Regions from separate parts of the Mus musculus genome. Here region 2 is linked to region 1. A link is a loop called in an ENCODE intact Hi-C map of the cell type or tissue named here. Cell type or tissue: left cerebral cortex. All regions are shown on one strand. Links, peaks and the distances in the headings refer to the core of each region. The heading gives the core; the rest is flanking DNA. Region 1 overlaps Agpat3 (1-acylglycerol-3-phosphate O-acyltransferase 3). Region 2 holds the start of Agpat3 (1-acylglycerol-3-phosphate O-acyltransferase 3).

Region 1 (4,385 bases), core at 172-4,171:
TACCAGGCTACCCCCTGCTGTGAGTTTCTGGTTGGTTCTCTTGTCTCTTCTACCCATCTCACAGTGTGAGTCCTGCGATGGCACATGTGTTTTTTATATGAGATTCAGGGCTCAAACTCAGGTGTTTAGGTTTGCATGGCAAGTATCCATTGAGCCATCTCCCAGTCCTAATAACTCCTTGTCCTTGTAGACTTCCCCACTGTCAAGGGGTAGCTATCTAGCAAGAGAAACCCTTGGCCAATGGGAGAACATATAGATATTTGGATAAAATCTAACCACAGAGCTTTAAGTGACTGTATCAGTAAATAAATAAATAAAAATAAAAAATACTTGTTCTATAAGCCAGATTTTCTATAAATGTTACCAAGACCAACATTCAAGGAAGCCCAGGGGCTGAGAGGCACAGTGGGTTAAAGCTTTCCAAAGCCACTGTGAAAGAGGAGCCAAGCCTAAGCTCTGTGTGTGATGAAGCACATTAGTGTCATCTGTCAACTTTAAGTTGCCGCTGGAAGCCAGGCAGTGGTGGCGCACGCCTTCAATCCCAGCATTTGGGAGGCAGAGGCAGGCGGATCTCTGAGTTTGAGGCCAGCCTGGTCTACAGAGCCAATTCAGGACAGCCAGGACTACACAGAGAAACCCTGTCTCAAAAAACCCAAGGTGTGGGGAATAAGGTGGAGGAAGTAACAGGCCAGCAAGTTTTAAATGACTTTTTTTTTTTCTTTTGTTGTTGTTGGTTGTTCTCCTCCTCCTCCTCCTTCTTCTTCTTTTAAGTTGTATCTTATGTTTGTCCAAGAGAAGGGCCTTGAACATACTGTTTTATAAAGGCTAATCGCTGTCAAAAACCATCTTAAAGCTGGGTAGTGATGGCACAAGTCTTTAATCCTAGCACTCAGGAGGCAGAGGCAAATGGATCTCTGTCCATTTAATGGACTCTATCAGTTTAAGGCCAGCCTGGTCTACCAAGCAAGTTCCAAGACAGCCAGAGCTACACAGAGAAACCCTCTCTCTAAAAACAACAACAAAAGCCATTCTAAATACACATGTCATATATGAGGTATGCTAAGAATAATAAGTTTAGCACAATTATAAAAATGTAAAATGAGCTGGGTGTGGTAACACACACATTTAATCCCAGCATTTGGGAGGCAGAGGCAGGCAGATCTCTGTGAGTTTGAGGTCAGCCTGGCCTACATAGTGAGTTCCAGGACTGTCAGAGCTACAGAGTGAGACTGTTATAAAACAAACAAACAGGCTGGGCGTGGTGGCGCATGCCTTTAATCCCAGCACTCGGGAGGCAGAGGCAGGTGGATTTCTGAGTTCGAGGCCAGCCTGGTCTACAGAGTGAGTTCCAGGACAGCCAGGGCTACACAGAGAAACCCTGTCTCGAAAAACCAACCAGCCAACCAACCAAACAAACAAGAAAATAAAAGTAAAGTGAAGCGACTGCAGATTTTGCCAGTTACTTTGAAGAACTTTAGGGATGGTTGGGTTTTGCTCTAAATAAAGCCACACAGGCAAATAATCATCCCTGCACCTGCAGCATAGAGTGAGCTCCTGAGAGAAACAGAGTAGCAAGCTGGCGTCTCTACATCTTCAGCCATGAGAAGGACCTGAACCAAAGGAATAAGACTGAGATGAAGCCTGGAGGGGAGAACTACTGTAAGGCTACTCAGCCAGATGGAGCCTTACATGTGAAATGCTAGTGGAGAAACGTTTCCTCTCTTCTCTTGACTTTGTACTAAATCTAATAACTAGATCAGAATAAGCCAGCGGCCCAGCCAGCCAGCCTAGGGAGCTCTCCACTCCAGAAAGCTCATCAGCATGAACAAGGAAGCCTCCTGGGCAGCCCAGCAGGACTCGGGCTAGAACCCTGCTCTGATCCATCTTACTCCTCCAGTGACTGTGAAGCATCCTCAGGCCCCACATTTAGGTGCCCAGAACTGCCCATGAGCAACACAACTTGTAACTCAAGGAAATAAGAGTTTATTCTGGAGCCAAATACCAGTGACCAAAGCCCAGGCACACAGATTCAGGGTACCCCCAAATACCCCACCATATCGCAGTGTAGTAACAGCTATATGAAATTTTTATAACAGAACAAAGAAGTCATACATTAAGGTAGTATCAAAATACCTTGGTGGAAACATCTGGTAGGTTGTTAAGCAAAATGGGGAAGCCTCTGACGTAGGCTTCAGATGCTGTCAGATGGCATTCGTAACCCTCAATTGGTGGGAATTAGGGGACTCAGTACATTCCAAAAGGATTGGCCTCAATCATAAAAATATTACATCAAACACAGAGGTGGGCTATGAATATCTCTTAAGAGGGCTGAAGATAGCTCAGGATGATTTAGTTCTGCACCTGTAAGATTCCGTCTCTCTACAGTCACAGAAATGTAAGAAATAATGAAACAGCTTTGATGTATCGGGCTGCCTTGTGAGTCATTGGTGTGGCTCATCTTCTTTTTTTCTTGGGAATGCTGGTTCACAGAAATTTCTGTCTGTGTGTGGGGGTGGGTGACATGCCACACACAGAGTCTTGCTGGGGAAGTGCTGGCTTCAGTAGAAAGAGCAGTTGTATCTAGAGACAAACCACCGGGACGACAAAAGTTGGTGTTAGTTGCTATTCCTGGACACATGAGGTCTGGTTCACCATGCCAGGTATATGCAGTCTGTGTAGCTCAGAGATCCACTAGGAAGTTCTCCAGGCTGGGGGTAGAGATCAGTCAGAGGCAGCATCTTTGCAGAAACCATTCAAGGTCCTGGATTCCTTCCCCAGCACCACAAAGAAAAAACAAAACGTGCACAGTGACAAAGTCCCATCCTCTTCTCCACCGATGGTGCGTTGAGCTGTGGGCTTCAATATTGTCTTTCTATTTTCTTCTTCATTTACTTTTGTCTTTGAGACAGGGTCTCTCTACATAGCCCTGGCTGTTCTGGAACTCACTACATAGACCAGGCTGCCCTTGACCTCACAGAGACCCACCTGCTTCTGCCTTCCAAGTGCTGGAATTAAAAGTGAACACCACTACACCCAACTGTCTTTCAGCTTTTTCATATTTCATAATTGTAGAAATAACTACTTCGTGCCCAAAAAAATATGAAAAGCAAAACAGTGCCCCAAACCCTATTGCTCTGAAGCCAGGGTTACCTTAAGAATGGATAATTAATGTCTTCCAGGGGAGGGGACACCTGTGCCTTATAATGTAGTCACTTGGTGTACAAAAGTCTTTCTCAGACAACCAGTGCGGAGTCTGCAGCTATGGTTTGGCAGCTGCATGTCCCAGGAGATGGTGTATTATAGCTACAGTGGCTGACCTGTCATGGGACACTGTGACTGTGCCTTCAACACTCGGTCCCAGTCCCCAGAGGTCTTCATTGTGCCTTTCTTGGGCCAAGTTCCTGCCTGTGGTGACCCCCGTCTCTGTTGTCACTCCACTTCATTCTCCGGGTGATGGCAAAAGTGAGTGTATCCCTTTTCATAAAATCAAATCTTTAAAAGGGAAATTATTTAGACTCCAGGGGTATGTGAGGTAGGTGTTTTCAGAATTAGGTTTGTAAATGTTCTGGTAGCTCCAGGAGACTTGTGGGTTGTTATTGTTCCACTGTGACCTGGAGGGCCAGGTGGCTTGGCTGCAGGCTACAGTGTTGAGCCTGAGTTGCATGCTGGACCCAGAGTTGAGGAAAACCTGAGTCAGTCAGCCCCTTAGCCCCAGGGCTAAGGAACCAGGCCTTGGTGGTTCCTCACAGGGAAGGCTATGAGCCCCTGTGTGGACCTGTCTACTGCATGCCGGGGGAGTGGTGGACTGTGAGTCTGAGTGTTAAGACACTTTCTTGAAGCTGGTCTGCCATCCTGCCTTCCTGGAAGCTCTCAGCCATGTTGTGTGACATCCGGAGGCCCCAGCTCTAGGTGTTTCTACGTATTCAGTATGACAACTGGAAAATATCCCCCCCCACACACACACACACCTGCAGGGCTAGCACCAGCTAAACTTGGGGTACAGTGGTGAGAAAGTACCTCCACCTCCTCGGGAAGAACCAGTTGTTAGCCCAGGCACACCCCAGTCTCCAGCCTTGTCTCTGAGTGGCCAGCATGGAGGGTCATTTCATCTTCTGGACTGTAGTTCTTGCTTAGCTTTCATCTCTGGCTCCTCCTCATCAGACACAGCCTAGGGGCCCCTCTCCTTCTCTGTGTTGTTTTGCCTTGCTGCGTGTATTCACCACCTCCATCAGCGGATACTGGGTCATTCCATTATTGCTCTGTAATTCCAGACTGGGCCTGTGGCCCTTAATCCACAGAGGAAGGGACTGTTGTCTCTCTGCCCAGTATAGAGAGGCAGGTTAGGCTGCAGAGGGCTAAGGGAAGGGACCATGGGGAAAGACCCT
Region 2 (4,385 bases), core at 120-4,119, 49 kb before region 1:
TGTTTTTTTTTTTTCTTGACTTTGGCGTTTGAGACCAAAGGCCGACTGTGAATTTCCACGTTTCACTCAGGCGCTGGGGTCATTCAGTAACCAGAGCCTCTGGAGGAAAACACCTGTCCACGGTGGGCCTGGAGCCCCGGAGCAGTTGACCCCAGGTACCTACGACAGGAGGATTGTGAACACTTAAGCTGGGTGGAAAATATATTCAGGTTTCCTTTTTAACTTCGAGAGAAGTTTAGGGGCACAGGGAAATGATTTTAGAAATGGCCTTTCAAACCTAACTTTTTAAAGCAGTGTGGAAAGTCTTCTCTAAGAGAATACTTAAGAGACTGGGTTCTTCTTCCTGGGAAACGAGAAGGCTACTTGGATTTGAGACAGATTGGAATGACTCGTCCAGAGCCAAGATCTTGGATTCTGGGATTGGACACAGGGTGCCGGTTGGGGGTGCTGGGTTGGTGGCTGTTGGAACTGAGTGGAAGCAGCTCTTTCTGCTTCGATGACATTGGGAAATGGACTGTGCCCCTTTCAAAGGGGTCTCTGTGCACTTTGATCACTCCCTTACTGTCCCTTCCCCTTATTAGGTAAGCAGGACTCCTTCCAACTTTAGGATTTAGCCTATAAGATTGATTCCTAGTATCACACTCTGTGCTTTGTAATTACGTTGTTTCCAAAGGCAGTTACATGCAATGGCTTTGCCAGCCTCTCTTTGGTCTTGGTGGCATGTGCTCCTCAGCATGGCTATGTTCAGCAGGTGGATGTCAGCTGGATGTCTGACCTAACTCAGTCTGGACCTACTGGAGGCCTTGTGTGTGGCCCCCACCTGCTCTTATCTGTACAGCAGCAGGGCAGAAGGTCTAGGTCTTAGAAGTTGCCTGTGGAATTGGTGGGAAGTGGGTTAAATACAGTGTCTCCTAGGGAAGGAAGATGGGAGGGATGCTGGAAATGAAGGGAGGTCTCTGTCTCACCCTAAGCTGCTCCCAGATAACAGGCCCAGCACCTGGGAAGGACAGTGCCTGTGTGTTCTAGGGGACTGGGGAAACTGAACAGAAAGTAACTGATCTACTTCAGAAGTTACAAAAGGAGCATCTACTGCAGTAGAGGAGTTGTTTACTTCTTTTCTGGGGCATATAGCTGCGACTCTGTGCTAACAGACTCTGAAACACACTGGGGTCTGAGGAGCAAGGCTAGCCACTTGTCCTGGATTATGTCACAAATCTCCACAGCCAGAATTTAAATGAAGAGCAAAGGGACTCTGATTTCCTCCAGCCCAGTCAGGGTAGTAAAAATCTGTATACATCTGTCTCTGGCCCACTTGGAGGCAGGTAGGGCATAGTAAGATCTTTGTATAGTATGGGATGAGCAAAGATGGAAGTTTATTGTTGTTTCAGGAGTTAGAATGGCATCGTTAATCCAAGCTCACTCCTAACAAGTTGGTGCTGGTTAACTGGTCCAGCCTCTCAGAGGATGGAGCTGGTACCAACTGTGTGTGTTCCCTTCTCCGACGGCTTTGCAGTGTCACTGCTTTTTCAGATCCAGTGCTGGACCCTTGGCATCCCCTACTCTCTCTCTTGCCAGAGCAATGGCTGCTTTCCCTGCATTCCTTGTGTGTACCCCACACTACTTTCCCTTCTCTCAAACGCTGACAGACTCTGAACCACATTTTGGCCTTTGCATACCTCTGTGATGTTTCCCATCTCATTCTGTGGGTGGCGAGGTTTGAACAGCTTGTCTCTGGGTGTGACCGGCCACATTAGGCCAGCGGCATCTTGCTGACTCGTCTGACATGAGCCCCGTAGCTGCTTAGTCTTCTCATTAAGAAGTTTCTGCTGCTCTAGGGCTGGGCTGAGTTCTGTCAAACATTTACTTAGGGACTCGGACTCCATGGGGGTTTGTCCTCATCCATTAACCGAAGAGCACTGGGACCATATAAATGATTTTCCCCTGATTTGTAAAGTGAGTAACTGGACAATGGGTCACTCCTAGAACGACCTCATAGTGACTGCAGGGTTAATTTGAGCGTATTAACCTCACGATGCTTTGTTTCAGGCGGTTGCAATAGCGGTTCTTCTTTGGACAGTCTTGCTGCTTTGTTTAGAGTCCGGCATGTTCTGATCTTGTTTGTCAGCCAAAGTCCAGCAGTGTACACTTGTCACCTGGGCATATCTGTACTTAGTTGTAGGGATGGAGAGACAGGCTGATGAGGTACGTGGGTCTTGCTGTACCTGTGACTGGCTACTGGACTAGTTGGGTGCCTTGCCATGGCTACCTCTCTTCCTCACATGTGGATGGGAGACACACAGGCAGGATATGTTTTAGATGTTAGTAGGGGTGAGTGGAGGCACACTTAAGTCTTTCAGGTTATGACAGGCAGAAGCCTCCCTCCTGGCTGGAGTGCTTCACATCACTTAGGATAATAAGCCGAAGAAGCTAGGTGCTCTCAATTGGATCAGGGTGCCAGTGGCCCAAAGGCCCAAAGAGAGCCCAAAGGTCCCTCTGTGACCCAGGAACCATGCATCATTAATGGGCAGTGTCTCCATTCCTTTTGGGAAGTTGAGGTGAGAGCTATAATAAAAGACAGTGGCAGTGGGTGTAGAGTAGTGTGGTAGAGAGCTGTTGCAGGACACAGGCTCTCCCAGCTGCTGCTGGTTCTCTGTCTCCCTGTCTCTGCTGGCCCTCTGTCTCCCTGTCTCTGCTGGCTGGCTAAGGGTGCTCTTCCTCTAACAATTTGCTGACTGGAGCATTCAATAGTATATGCTGATATTACATTCATCCCTGCTTTAAAAACAAGTTTATTTATTTAGTGTGCATGTGTACCTGTGTGGGTATGCATATGGTTGGGGCTTTGTGTTCAGAGGTCAACATTGGCTGGCTTCCTTCATTGCTCTCCACTTTATTCTTAATTATTTTAAAGAAAGATTTGTTTTTATTTTAGGTGTGTGAGTGTTTTGCCTGCATGTATGTGATGACACTATACACTTGTCCTGGTATTGGAGGAAGCCAGAAGAGGGTTCTAGATCTCCTGAAGCCAGAAGAGGGTTCTAGATCTCCTGAAGCCAGAAGAGGGTTCTAGATCTCCTGAAGCCAGAAGAGGGTTCTAGATCTCCTGAAGCCAGAAGAGGGTTCTAGATCTCCTGAAACCAGAGTAACAGATTACTGTGAGCCACCACGTGGGTGCTGGGAGTCGAATGGCCCTCTAGAAGAGCAGCCAGTGCCCACTCTTAACCTTTTAACCACCTCCCCAGCCCCCTCCTATTTTTTAAAGATTTCTTTCCCCACTGACCAGGTGTGTGTGCATGTGCCTGCACGCTGTGTGTCCAGTACCTCTGCAAGCCAGAAGTGGTTGCCAGACCTCTCTGCCTTGGAGCTGGAGTCACAGGTGGTTGTGAGTCACCCGTGGCTGCTGGACACTGAATTTGCGTCCTCTGTAAGGGCAGCAAGCACTTTTAACTGCTAAGCAGCCTCTCCAGCACTGGGATTACAGGTCTGAGCTGCTGCACTGGGCTCCCTTATGTGGGTCCTCATGCCATGTGGCATCCTCCAGCCCCTGCCTCTGCTTTGCGTATCTCATTGCTGTAGAGAATGCCGTCACCGTGTCAGTTTTATATATACACACTCTCACAGAGTCATGTGCAGGTGATCCAGTCAGGCTTCCCATTGATTGATTTCTGATCTCAGTCATTGTTCTAGTGTAATTAGAGGGATCGATTGAGTGAACCAGTTTGCCTTTTATTAGAGAGAGACACAGAAAGTCGGAGTCCCTCAAAAAGTGTGGTGTAGATTGAGGAGATTTTTTTTTTTTTTTTTGCCAGAGGCAGATTGGGTCCTAAATAAGGACATCAAGCGCTCTTAACTGCTAAGCTGCCTTAGTAGTTCATTAGCCTAGGCAGATCATTAAATGAAGACCGCATCAGCTAGAGTTACGTGGGAAATGGGTGCCACAATGAAGTTCAGAGTGCAAGAGGTCCCCGGGGAAGATGCTGAGTGGTGAGCCCCAAGCAGGTCTGGGAAAGGAGGCTGGGCTGGAGGGAGGCAAGCCAGATGAGGGAGAGTCTCGGCAGAGGATAGCTTAGTCAGGCTCATGCAGAGAGCTTCAAGCTAGGAGCTCCACAGGGCCCACGTCCCACAGGCTGCCTGCTGAGTGCACTGGACTTCTCCCTAACCTCTGAGCTCCCTGGTCATGTGGCCCCACACATCACTGCAGATGACAGACGCCTGAGTGGCAAAGTTCCAGCCACTTCAGAAATGAAGCCTAAAGCTTAATAACTTTGTCTTTCTAGCTTGGACATTTCTTGGGGGGAGATGCTGGCACAGGAGGGCCATGTCCCATTGACTAGTACGTGCTAGGTAAGCATTCTACCAGCCATATCCCCTAGCCACACCCTCAG

The links. Hi-C counts contacts between places; a loop is a spot of excess contacts. Peaks named below come from ENCODE experiments on the same cell type or tissue, not always from the same donor. Only the 100,000 strongest peaks of a DNase experiment are listed, where the experiment ranks them.
Region 2: a loop joins it to region 1, with 2.0 times the contacts of the local background. A loop is called at or near these places in 3 of 42 quality-filtered maps.

Annotation. Positions count from the first base shown.
Region 1 is chr10:78,298,389-78,302,773 of GRCm38, reverse strand. The region is part of intron 2 of Agpat3 (1-acylglycerol-3-phosphate O-acyltransferase 3); the gene reads left to right. Among named protein-coding and RNA genes, the nearest start is that of Gm30122, 36 kb to the right of the region's middle. In left cerebral cortex, for the core only: no CTCF peak of the experiment used is centred there; a DNase peak (open chromatin) is centred at 2,488; H3K27ac peaks cover 1,242 bases.
Region 2 is chr10:78,347,397-78,351,781 of GRCm38, reverse strand. Agpat3 (1-acylglycerol-3-phosphate O-acyltransferase 3) reads left to right here and starts at 82. Exons shown (of 10, transcript NM_053014.3): 1 at 82-155. In left cerebral cortex, for the core only: no CTCF peak of the experiment used is centred there; DNase peaks (open chromatin) are centred at 411 and 1,671; H3K4me3 peaks cover 1,102 bases; H3K27ac peaks cover 138 bases.